2 separate regions of the Mus musculus genome follow, and region 1 is linked to region 2. A link is a contact called in ENCODE POLR2A ChIA-PET data. All regions are on one chromosome and are shown on one strand. The core of a region is the stretch at or near the end of the contact, and the rest is flanking DNA. Distances in the headings are between cores, read along the strand shown.

Region 1 (5,534 bases), core at 1,509-4,008, 200 kb before region 2:
TTATTTTTCTTCAGGATCAACTCAGTTATCCAAATGAACAGGCACATGAACAGCAGATGCACAGATGTCCAGTTGCCAGGCCAGGAGGACATGAGCTTGCCAATTTCAAAGTACCCCTGCTTTTTCTTTTCTTTTTTTTTTTTCTTTTTTTTCTTTTTTTTTTTTTTTTTTTTGGTTTTTCGAGACAGGGTTTCTCTGTATAGCCCTGGCTGTCCTGGAACTCACTCTGTAGACCAGGCTGGCCTCGAACTCAGAAATCCGCCTTCCTCTGCCTCCTGAGTGCTGGGATTAAAGGCATGCACCACCACGCCTGGCACCCCTGCTTTTTCTTTTCCAGACCTTCATACCAGGATCCTATATAGCTAACAACACAGGGTGACCTCAGACTCGTAGTCCTCCTGCCCTGCTCCCCAGTGTTAGGGTTATATTATAGGTCTGCACCACCAGGCACATAATGTCTTTTGATATCAAGGATAGCTCTGTGTCACGGTGACAGCCTAAGTCTATGAGTTATGACACAGCTGCAGAGATAACCAGAGCAGGCCTAGCCCGCAGGCAGCGCAATGCGTGGCTCGTTCTGCTGTCTTGCTTCCTGATTTGGACATCACTAGGGAAACGGGGCAAAGGGTGTATGGGCTACTTTTGCAACATCTCAGGAGTTTGAGGTTATTTCAAAATAAGAAGTAAGTAGGGGAAAATGTGCTCTGGAGTGGTGCTGGCTGAGGTGTGAATCCACTGAAGGGTGCACAGAAAACACAGTTTTTATCATATAAAACTACAGACTCTGGCAGGGCAGTGGTGGCAGAGGCAGGTGGATTTCTGAGTTCGAGGCCAGCCTGGTCTACAAAGTGAGTTCTAGGACAGCCAGGGCTACACAGAGAACCCTGTCTCGAAAAAAACAAACAAACAAAAAAACCCAAACAAAAAACAAAACAAACAAAAAACCCTACAGACCCAGGGCTGGGGACACAGTTGAGTGGCAGCTGTTTTAGCAGGTGTGATGTCAGAGCTTGAGCTCTAGCCTCCCCTCCCCTCCCCTCCCCTCTCCTCCCCACCCCACCCCCAGCTGAGCATTAAGGCCCAAAGACCCTGAGGTTCAGAGGAAAATGAAAGGGGTCAAAAGCGTTCGGAAACTCTATTTTCAGGAGCCTGTGATACCCAAGGGGTGAAGAACCCTCACCACAGCTGGGCAGGGGTGGTGCACAATGCTGATCCCAACACTTAGGAGGCAGAGGCAGGCAGATTTCTGTGAGTTCGAGGCCAGCCTGGTCTATAAATCAAATTCCAGGAAAGTCAGGGCTACACAGAGAAACCCTGTCTTCAAACAAATAAACACCAAAAGAAACCTTTACCATCTGACAAAAAAAAAAAAAAGACTTTGAATAAATAAAGTATATAAAATAGATTTTGAATCTGACAATGTTTATAATTATTTGTTTTAAGCCACACTGTCAATGAATGTGCTCTTTGGCTCTTTGTTGTTGTTTGAGACAGGCTCTTACTATGTAGCTCAGGCTAGCCTGGAACCATGTAGCCCAGGCTGGCCTCCAACTCATAAAGATGTGCCTGCCTCTGCCTCCCAAATGCAGGTGTGAGCTACCATGCCTGTCTCTTGCTCTCTTCACAAACATTAGCCGGTAAACTCTGCACTACACACACAGTGGAAAAACCTTAGGACTCCCAGATGGATTTCTGGAAGCTGACGAACACAGCTTGTGTCAGACGGGTTTGCTATTAGACCCACATCAAGTCTGTCCTTTATAGCTAAGCAGCCCAAATATGCCTAATCACTCTCTGCGACTCTCTGAGAGATAAACAATGCACTTACTCATGAGGAATTAAAGCCTGTTTCTCAAGTCACCGTGAGAAAGCAGAAAAGAGCAGAAGTGCTTTTGTACTGAGCTCACACGGAGCATTTCCTGAAAGTCTTTCTCACAGCACATGTGAGATCACCTCCACCACCCTCCAAGGATGAGAGCAAGACTAACAGCACAAGTCTTTCCACCTGTTTTCCGCGTCCCTACCAAGTCCAGGAAAATCTGAGTACTGGAGCTGCGCATGGTGGCACTGCCTGATCCAGCACTAAGGCTAAGATAGAAGGATTACCAGGAGTTCCAGAACAGCCTGTGGCTACACTGTGAGACCCAGTCTCAAAAGAGAAGGAAGTATGACAATGATAACCATTTGATTTAGTGTGTGCAACTGGTCTGACTCCAGCCATGCTGTGTACTGCCCATAGAGAGTAACCAGCTGCATGTGGAAAACCAGTGCAACAGGCTGCAAAAAGCAGATGGTGTCCAGTCTTGCAGACTGCACTGGCTCCAAAGTTGAGCCTGTGTCATCGTAGGGAATTGGGAGTAGGGGTGGGGGCACCCCGGGTCAGGGAGACTTTCTCGGACTACCTCTACCCACCGAGGCTTCGCGCCGGGCTCCCAGGGTCACCAATAGCCCAGGAGCTATTGATCCTTGAAGGTTCCGCAAACTCACCAATCCCAGCTCCAGCGCCCGCGAGGCCCCGCCCCTGACACCCACACCGGTGCTGGTTCCAAAATTGGGGGCGCAGCAGCTTAAATAGGGCGCATGCACCGCGTCCTCTTACCATTGAAATCACCCGTGTCGGCCACCACGGTGGTGAACTGCTTGAGCTGGTCCAAGGCGGACTCCATCCTCTGGCGCTTTACCGGGGACCCCGACATGGCGAAACGCGAACAGCTGAGGCGGTAGCCGGTGCGTGCTAACCCACAATGCCCCGCGCGTCCTGGCCAATCAAAGCAAAGCTAAATGAAGCCTGACGACGAGCCCCGCCCATGTACTTGGAGACCTTGCCATAGACCACGCCCCGTGTCACGGTCGGAGTTCTCTTCCCCAGTAGCGAGTGGTTAGTTTCTACCAGTCCAAGGAGAGTGGATTCTTTGTACCCCTCTAGAGCTCGGATGCGTAGAATGAACAGACAACGGATTCTACTGAGACGCGCGCTCAGTAAGCCTCAGACCCCACGGACTACGGATGGATGGGTGGCAGCGCTCTCGCTCCACACCCATGCTAATCCTTGAGCGGGTCCTTGCCTCCAACTGTGCATTCCCTACAGGGGCTTCAGAAGTGCACCCTTTCTCCAGCTGTGGGACTCCCCTACTCCCAGTTTAGGGACTGGGAGCTGCGCCCTCTCTGCTGATCGCGATAAGTCAAGCTCGGTGCAGCCCCTGCTTACAGGCAGACAAGCTAAAGCACAGTCTGAGAATCAATACAGGTGTATGGCCCCATGGGCGACTTCTGGCAAAGCCACCAGTTTCCGCTTCCCAGATGGAGTGGTTCTGGTGTTGCCTTAAGCTGCTGGGTGATCCTTCCCTTGCCCATGATTTTGCATCTCCCCTGGCTGGAAGTCTGTCTGGAATAAGCAGCAGTTTGAGAAAGTTGAGATGGGGAATTGAATCTTCAGTCATGAATAAAAATAGTAAGGGCAGTTTCTTTTACAGTGTTCCCATTATTGATTTGCAGTTCTTTGAATATGCTGGCTCAAGCTATTACACATATATGTGTATGCCGGATATTTTCTGTTAATATTTTGTTTACCACTCGTCTTAGTTTGCTTTCTATTGCTGTGATAAACACCACCACCCAAAGCAACTAGGCGAGGTTGATTGTACCTTACCCTCCCAAGTAACAATCTATCACTCAAGGACTGCAAGAAAGGCGCCTGGAGAAAACTTCTCACCGGCTTGCCTCCCTTGGTTTGCACAGCCTCCTTTCTTTACAGCCCTGAACTTCCAGGACCACCTGCTCAGGGATGGCACCACTCACCGTGGTGCTATGGGCTTTCCCTTATCAATCATTAATCTTAAAATTAATTTTTTCTTAAAAACGGAGCCAGGCAAGGTGGTACAGACCTTTAATCCCAGCATTCTGGAGGCAGTGGCAGGTGGATTCAAGGCCAGCCTGGTTTACATAGGGAGCTCCAGACTCGCCAAAGGGAAAAAGCCTTGCCGACTGACTTGCTAATCTTGAGGACAGAGGCATTCTCTCATTCGAAGTTCCCTCCTCCTGCAAAATCCGAGCTGTGTCAAGTTGACAAAAAAAAGTAACCAACACACTTTTTTTTTTTTTTTTTTTTTTTTTAGTATCTTTTAAAAATAGATTTTTCTTTGAAAGGAGACTGGCCTTGAACTCTTGGTCTTCCTGCCCCTGCCTTCCAAGTGCTCAGATTACAGGCAGGGGCCACCATACTTGGCTCCAGCTGACTCTATTCAAGTTCACTGGAAGATGGACTTTTATATACTAGGGGCCACAGAGGCTGCCTCTAGGGCAGTGTTTCTCAACTTGTGGGCCACAACCCTTTTGCAGAGGTGGTTGTGGGTGGGGTCAAATATCAGATAGCCCGCATATCAGATATTTACATTTTGGTTCATCATGGTAGCAAAATTACAGTTATGCAGTAACAATAAAAATAATTTTATCTTTGGGAGTTACCTCAAAAGGAGGAACTGACTCCATTGAAAGGTTGCAGCATTAGGAAGGCTGAGAACCATTGTGCTAGAGGACTAGGCTAATTGAAGGGGGCTCCACCTATCAGCTTTCAGGAAGTCACCACCTATCCCAGGGTGGTCATTGTTGGGGAAGCAGATGTTTGTGTCACCTATGCTCCTGTGACAATCATTCACTGGTTCCCCAAGCTGAACAAGGACTCGGTTGTTCCTTTGGTCTGTTATCAGTGCCCTAATTAGGGTAAGTGTTTGTTCATATCTGTTGAGACAATTATTGCCTTGAGTTGAGGGACTACCTCCCACCTACTCCTCCCTTGTAAGGCCCCAGTGACAAAAAATAAAGTTTGAGTCTACCAGAGTTCCCCTTGGGAAAGCAATGAATTATTGGGGGTTTTGTTGTTGTTGTTTGTTTGTTTTTGTCTTTCGAGACAGGGTTTTTCTGTGTAACCCTGGCTGTCCTGGAACTCACTCTGTAGACCAGGCTGACCTCGAACTCATGCCTGCCTCTACCTCCTAAGTGCTGGGATTAAAGGCGTGCACCACCACTGCCCAGCAGGCTTTTTTTTTTTTTAAAGATTTATTTATTTTGTTTTATGTGTATGGGTATTTTCCCTGCATGCACAGATATGTGTACCACATGCATGCCTGGTGCCATGGATCCCCTGGAACTGGAGCTACAGACAGTTGTGAGCTGCCTCATGGGTGCTGGGAAGTGAGCCCAGGTCCTCTGCAAGAGCAGCCAGTGCGCTTCTCTGCTGAGCCATTTATCCAGCCCCATTATCAGGTTTTCTTACAGAGTAAGGTTCCTGACAAGAGCATGGTTAAGCCCACTGCATCCACACTGGAAAGTCTGCATCCCCCATGGATGATGGCTTTCTCATGGCTGCACAGATGGAGTTCCCTAGTCCTTCCCAGCCTATATACGTTAAACCCTTTTGGGATCTGAGACCCATGCAGTTAGAGTTGAATTACAACAGGTTGGAGAGAATGACTGGATATTCAGGTGAGCGTCTAATCCACCCTCTCCTCCTATGAAGGCGCCACCAACCTTCAGCA
Region 2 (5,560 bases), core at 492-2,991:
ACTGTACTCTGTGGTACCTGAGCTGGCCAAGGTCACAGTATCCAGAAACAAGCAGGTACAAGAATGGGGGAGATGTTAGGTGGAGGCCTGGCCCTGAACTCCCTGTAACCATTCTAATGGAGGATAAAGCTTCTACAATGAGGATTCAGCCAGGGTCCCTCTTGGTCACCCAATGCAAATAAAGACATGATCCAAGTCCTACTTCTACTCCCAGAGGGGAGCCTGGGAATGCTCTTGTCAATCATCTGTGGGCCCGCCTCTCCTGCAGGCACTCCTTCCCATACTTTTTTTTCAGGTGCCTCTACACCTCTGGTAGGAAGTGCATAAACTGTTTCTCCTTAAAGATACAGAGGTCTGTGTTTGGCCCTAGATCTTATACTCAAGAGACAATGGCTAAGGTAAGAACTCTGTTCAGAACATTAAGTATATCCTTTCTTCTTAGTCCTCCTCCGTGGCCTCCATGCAGGTTTGGCCGACCCCTAACTCCTGTACTTCCTGCCGTTCCCAGATACATTTCTCTAGTTAGAGTGATCCCCTTCCACTGCACTTCATGACTTATTGCTTACTCTGTCCTGTATGTCTTGTCCCACAGACGTGGGTCGCCCAGGATCCCCCTAGCACAAAGGACATGGAGAGGAGGTGCTAGGCTCTCACCTGAGGGGTGGGCCAGAGTGCCCAAGACTTGGGGCGCAGCACTAGGCCCCTCCACCGCGGCGGTCGCTCTCTCAGGTGAGGGCTTTTTTTTTTAATTATTATTTTTACCACCGCGATGGGGTTGCAGGCCTGGCGCCATGGCAACGGGGGCGGGGCTCATTTGAATACCCAAATATTCGTGAGCCGCGGGCATCCGGGGCTTCGGTAAGATGAGCCCCGCCCCCTAGCAACGGTTGCCGGGACACGCGGCAGATCCGGTGGAAATGCTCCCTAGAGTAAGAGACAAGCCGGACGGCTGAACGCAGTGAAGGCACTCACGGTGGTTCAGAGAGCCGTCCGTGAGAGGCTTCTGGCCAGCTCTCGGTTATCTGCCTGCTAGATGAATAGAACAAGCCGAGCTTGCACCCCGGGCGGCGACCGGGGTGAGCGTGCAACCCCAGGCCTGCACGACCTGAGTAAAAGCCTGAGTTTTTCTGAGGACGTGCTTATTCGTTTCTTTGAAATTTCAAAAAGTGTTGAAAACATGTCATTTGCGTCTGACACAGATGTACCCTACTTGCTTGAGTGGGTGGAACACTTCATTTCGCCCCAATACCAACTTTTCTGACTTTCGGGGTCGTTCTTCAAATGGACGCAGTATGAGCTTCTGCAGTGTTGGGACCTCGAGTTTGAGAGCGGTAGGGGGGTCTTCTCCAAAACACGAAGAGCGCGGTGTGATGGGCCGACGCTGCCCCAGGATGGAGCCTTTGCTCCACCTCGACCTACGAGAACAGGCAGCTAGGGGTTCCGGCGAACTCTGTCTTCCTCTGTTATTCCGCGTCCGCGGTGCTGACTGTCCCCGACACCAATACCCGGTCGGGATGACCTTTCCACTCGTGGGCCTTTGGGCCTTTGGTGAGGCTGCAGGGTGGAGGCTCTGTAGTAGGTCCTCAACGCAACCCGAGCGTGCACCAGTTTCTCTCCGGAGAAATCCCGGGCTCGTAAGCACGGTCTCGGTCTGTCTCTTCTGCACCTAGGCACTAGACATCACTGTTGAGTGCAGGACCCAAGTTCCGGCACTGCCTTCCCCGCGGCTCCAGGAAGCCCCGCCCAGCTTCGGCTTCTGACGGATGGGTTGCTCAGCCAACCACAACAGGTCGCGGTGCGGAGGAGTTCGACCAATCACGGGCCGCCTCGAGTTGACGGACGGGCGTGGGGCGGAGCGGGGCGGGGCGAGCGCGGGCCCGGCCAAGTCCCCGCCGTCCGCTCCCGGCGCCCGCAGCCCGAGCCGCACCCGCCGCGGACGGAGCTCATGCGCGGGCCCAGCCGGCGCCCGTCCGCGCCCCCGCCCTGCCCCGGCCCCGGCCCCGGCCCCGGGGGCAGTCGCGCCAGCAAGCGGTGAGTGCGGGCACGGGGTGGGGCGCGGGGCGCAGGTGATCGGTGCTTCCTTGCTCCTCTCGGCCCGGCAGCGTGCCTAGCGTCCGGCTGCCCGCCTCTGCGGCCGGACTCGCTCTGCCTGTGGCCGTCCTCCCAGCGAGGCGCCGCCCGGGCCTCCGGAGACTCTGCGCCCCGCGGCCATCACGCTCGGGCCTCGGGGCCACAAGGACACCCGCGTTGGGCCCCAACCAGGGCCTTCTGCTCCCAGCCATCCCTCGCGTTCCTGTAGTCACCTGCTTCCCACACCCTCAGCCGTTTTTCCCCCCCTCTGTGAAAGCTCCCTGGCCCCTTGTGGAAGGTTTGTCTTAGTGGAGGGCAGGGTCCTTCTCCAGCCACCCTCCCCCCGCTGCCGGGACCGCGCCTGGCATGCAGTAGGCGCTCAGTAAATAGTTGTAGGTTGCACCCACATGCCGGCGGGCCAGAGCCGGTTGTAGGCTGGCATTGGCCTGCCTGGGCACGCCGAGGCCGCCGTGGCAGGACCTGTTTTTTGGGGGGTGGCCTCAGCCCTCAGGCGCCTCCAGTTGAGGGTTTCTGCCTACCTAGCGACTTCTAATTTGGGTGCGTGGTTGGGAGAAGCTCTCAGCTGTCAGCCCTGCCTTGGGGGCCTCTCCCTGCTTCCTCACACAGCCATTAAGTGCTGTTTGAGGAGGTTGGGGGGTGGGGGTGGGGTCCTCCCTTTTCAAGCTGAAGGTGCCACAGGTGATCAACTGGGCCACTGGCAGGCCTGCCTGCTCAATGCTGGAGAGGGCCCTTGGGTCAGGCATCTATTAGCCGTCTCAAGTGGCAAGGGCCTTGGCTAAGTGTGCTTCTCATTGGCAGGTGGGGCAGGAGCTCCTGGATTGGCAGCCGCTGTAGAAGCTATGACAGAATACAAGCTTGTGGTGGTGGGCGCTGGAGGCGTGGGAAAGAGTGCCCTGACCATCCAGCTGATCCAGAACCACTTTGTGGACGAGTATGATCCCACTATAGAGGTGAGCTCTGCCTACCTGCCAGAGGTGGGCTGTGGCAGTGGTCATGGGTAAATGACCAAACAGCCCAGGTCTTGTAGGTGTTATGGGGTATGATCCATCAGGGTATGAGAGGTGCAAGGGTGTAGGCTGGTTCTGTGGATTCTCTGGTCTGAGGAGAGGTGAGACCCCACCCCCACCCCCCACCCCCACTAAGCCGTGTTGTTTTGCAGGACTCCTACCGGAAACAGGTGGTCATTGATGGGGAGACATGTCTACTGGACATCTTAGACACAGCAGGTCAAGAAGAGTATAGTGCCATGCGGGACCAGTACATGCGCACAGGGGAGGGCTTCCTCTGTGTATTTGCCATCAACAACACCAAGTCCTTCGAGGACATCCATCAGTACAGGTGAGCCACCTATGGCTAGCCCGTGAGCCCGTGGCACACGTGAGGAAGGTTCCGTGTGCACACTGAGGCTTTATGTCTTTTTTTGAATGTCCTGGACACAGTCATGCCTGCAGCCTGCTAGCTGGCTCATATCCACCCCATCCCCCTCCAGGGAGCAGATCAAGCGGGTGAAAGATTCAGATGATGTGCCAATGGTGCTGGTGGGCAACAAGTGTGACCTGGCTGCTCGCACTGTTGAGTCTCGGCAGGCCCAGGACCTTGCTCGCAGCTATGGCATCCCCTACATTGAAACATCAGCCAAGACCCGGCAGGTGAGCCTGTTTCCCTCTCCACAGCTAGTCAAGGATTTACCGCACCCCACCCCAGCCAGGGAGCAGAGCTCATTGCCGCTCTCCCTCAACACAGGGCAGCCGCTCTGGCTCCAGCTCCGGGACCCTCTGGGATCCCCCCTCCCCCGGGACCCATGTGACCCAGCGGCCCTCAAGCTGTAAGTCTCCCAGACCGCAGGGCTGTGAGGGAGGCAAGGGCCAGGGTCTGGGCTTATGCCCTGCAGTTCTGAGTTCACATAGCTCTAGGGCAGGATGGGGTCCCTGGAGAGAGCTGCCCTGAGCCAGGCCGGAGCGGCGACCCAGGGGCCTTAGTTCTTCTTGTCCCCAGTGTCCTGTGGATACTGGCTAGTTTTAAGCCCTTCAGTGTTGTTAGGCTGTTCAACTTGAGACGTACTGGGGGTCTGGGAGAGTCCTGAGTTAAGTGGCTCTGACTTTGAGTGATACTCAGGAGTGAACCCTATTTCAGGAGAGTGGCCTGTGCCTTTTGGATGGCCAGGGCCCAGCTCCCTATTTGTGTTGGTTTTGCAGCTGAGGAAGGGAGCCTCCAGCGTTGGGGTGTGACCTGATCTAGGCAGGGAGTTTCTTACCCAGACAGCACCCCTTTTCTCCCCAGAGTCCTCTCTGATCTAGTCCCTCTGTCCCCAGGGCGTGGAGGATGCCTTCTATACACTAGTCCGTGAGATTCGGCAGCATAAATTGCGGAAACTGAACCCACCCGATGAGAGTGGTCCTGGCTGCATGAGCTGCAAATGTGTGCTGTCCTGACACCAGGTGAGGCAGGGACCAGCGAGACGTCTGGGGCAGTGACCTCAGCTAGCCAGATGAACTTCATATCCACTCTGATGTCCTTGCTCCCCCAATTCTGCCAATCCCCCCCGCCTGCAGTCAGTCATGTCCTTTGTGCCCGTCCCGGCACAGGCTCAGGACATGGAGGTGCCGGATGCAGGGAGGAGGTGCCGACGGAAGGAAGGAAAGAGGCGGGAAGGAAGGAAACGGTGCTGGAGCCAGGCCAGTCCAGGGATGGTGGACAGATGTGACCAAGACCTTCGCATGGACAATTTGAACAGACTGTCATGAACTGTCCCTGTTGCCACTGGCACCCAAGTCCTCCACCCCTCTCAGTTCCCTCCGGGCGCCTGCCTGTGAGGGCACACGTTGCATCACAGTAAATTATTTGATGGTCTTGACTTGTCTCTGGCTGGAAGTAGGAGGTGCACTGCCTGTGGCCTCACAGAAGATGCTGGGCACCTGGGGTCCATCATCTGCCTTGCTCCTGTGCTAGAAGAGGCTGGGGAGGCTGGCCTGGGACCTCGGACTATACAGCCCTTCCCTTCTGCCTGTCCCAACTGTCTTGTGTTTGCTGCAGAAAGTTATAGGCAACACAAGGATAGTCAGGTGATATGACCTATTGTCCTTTAACTAATGGGAGGAGGAGGGCTCTGAGAGTAAGAGGGTATCCCTTGTCTCCAGCAGGAAACACATTTCCTGCATTCTGGGATCCATGAAATACAGCCTCAAGAGTGACAGAGTGTAAGATTTGCCCTGACCCAACATCCTGCAGCCCTCTGACCTGGGATGGAGATTCTAGGACTATGGAAATAGGGCCCTGATGTTATCTGTGTAGCCTCGGGTCCCACTGGTGCCTAGGGCCTGGCATCACAACTCCCTGAGAGGGTAGAAAGTGCCTCACTGGTTGCTCCCTCTTCTCTGAGGTGTACAGATGTTCTTCTCCAAGTCACCTGTATGGCCTTGAGAGGCACGTGCAGGTCAGATGGCTGCTCACTGCGTGCTTCCTTCTGGCT

Evidence for each region. ChIA-PET counts read pairs that join two places held with the same protein, here RNA polymerase II (POLR2A).
Region 1: POLR2A ChIA-PET joins it to region 2 with 11 read pairs in Patski. The contact joins the promoter of Taldo1 here to the promoter of Lrrc56 in region 2. POLR2A ChIA-PET finds 5 or more read pairs at or near these places in 3 of 5 experiments (Patski and embryonic stem cell).

What each region holds. Positions count from the first base shown.
Region 1 is chr7:141,389,384-141,394,917 of GRCm38, reverse strand. Taldo1 (transaldolase 1) reads right to left here and starts at 2,758. Exons shown (of 8, transcript NM_011528.4): 1 at 2,600-2,758. The coding sequence starts at 2,696.
Region 2 is chr7:141,190,311-141,195,870 of GRCm38, reverse strand. Lrrc56 (leucine rich repeat containing 56) reads right to left here and starts at 1,741. Exons shown (of 13, transcript NM_001172064.1): 1 at 1,254-1,741. Hras (Harvey rat sarcoma virus oncogene) reads left to right here and starts at 1,867. Exons shown (of 5, transcript NM_001130443.1): 1 at 1,867-2,031; 2 at 2,890-3,041; 3 at 3,251-3,429; 4 at 3,581-3,740; 5 at 4,404-5,560. The coding sequence starts at 2,931. The coding sequence ends at 4,523.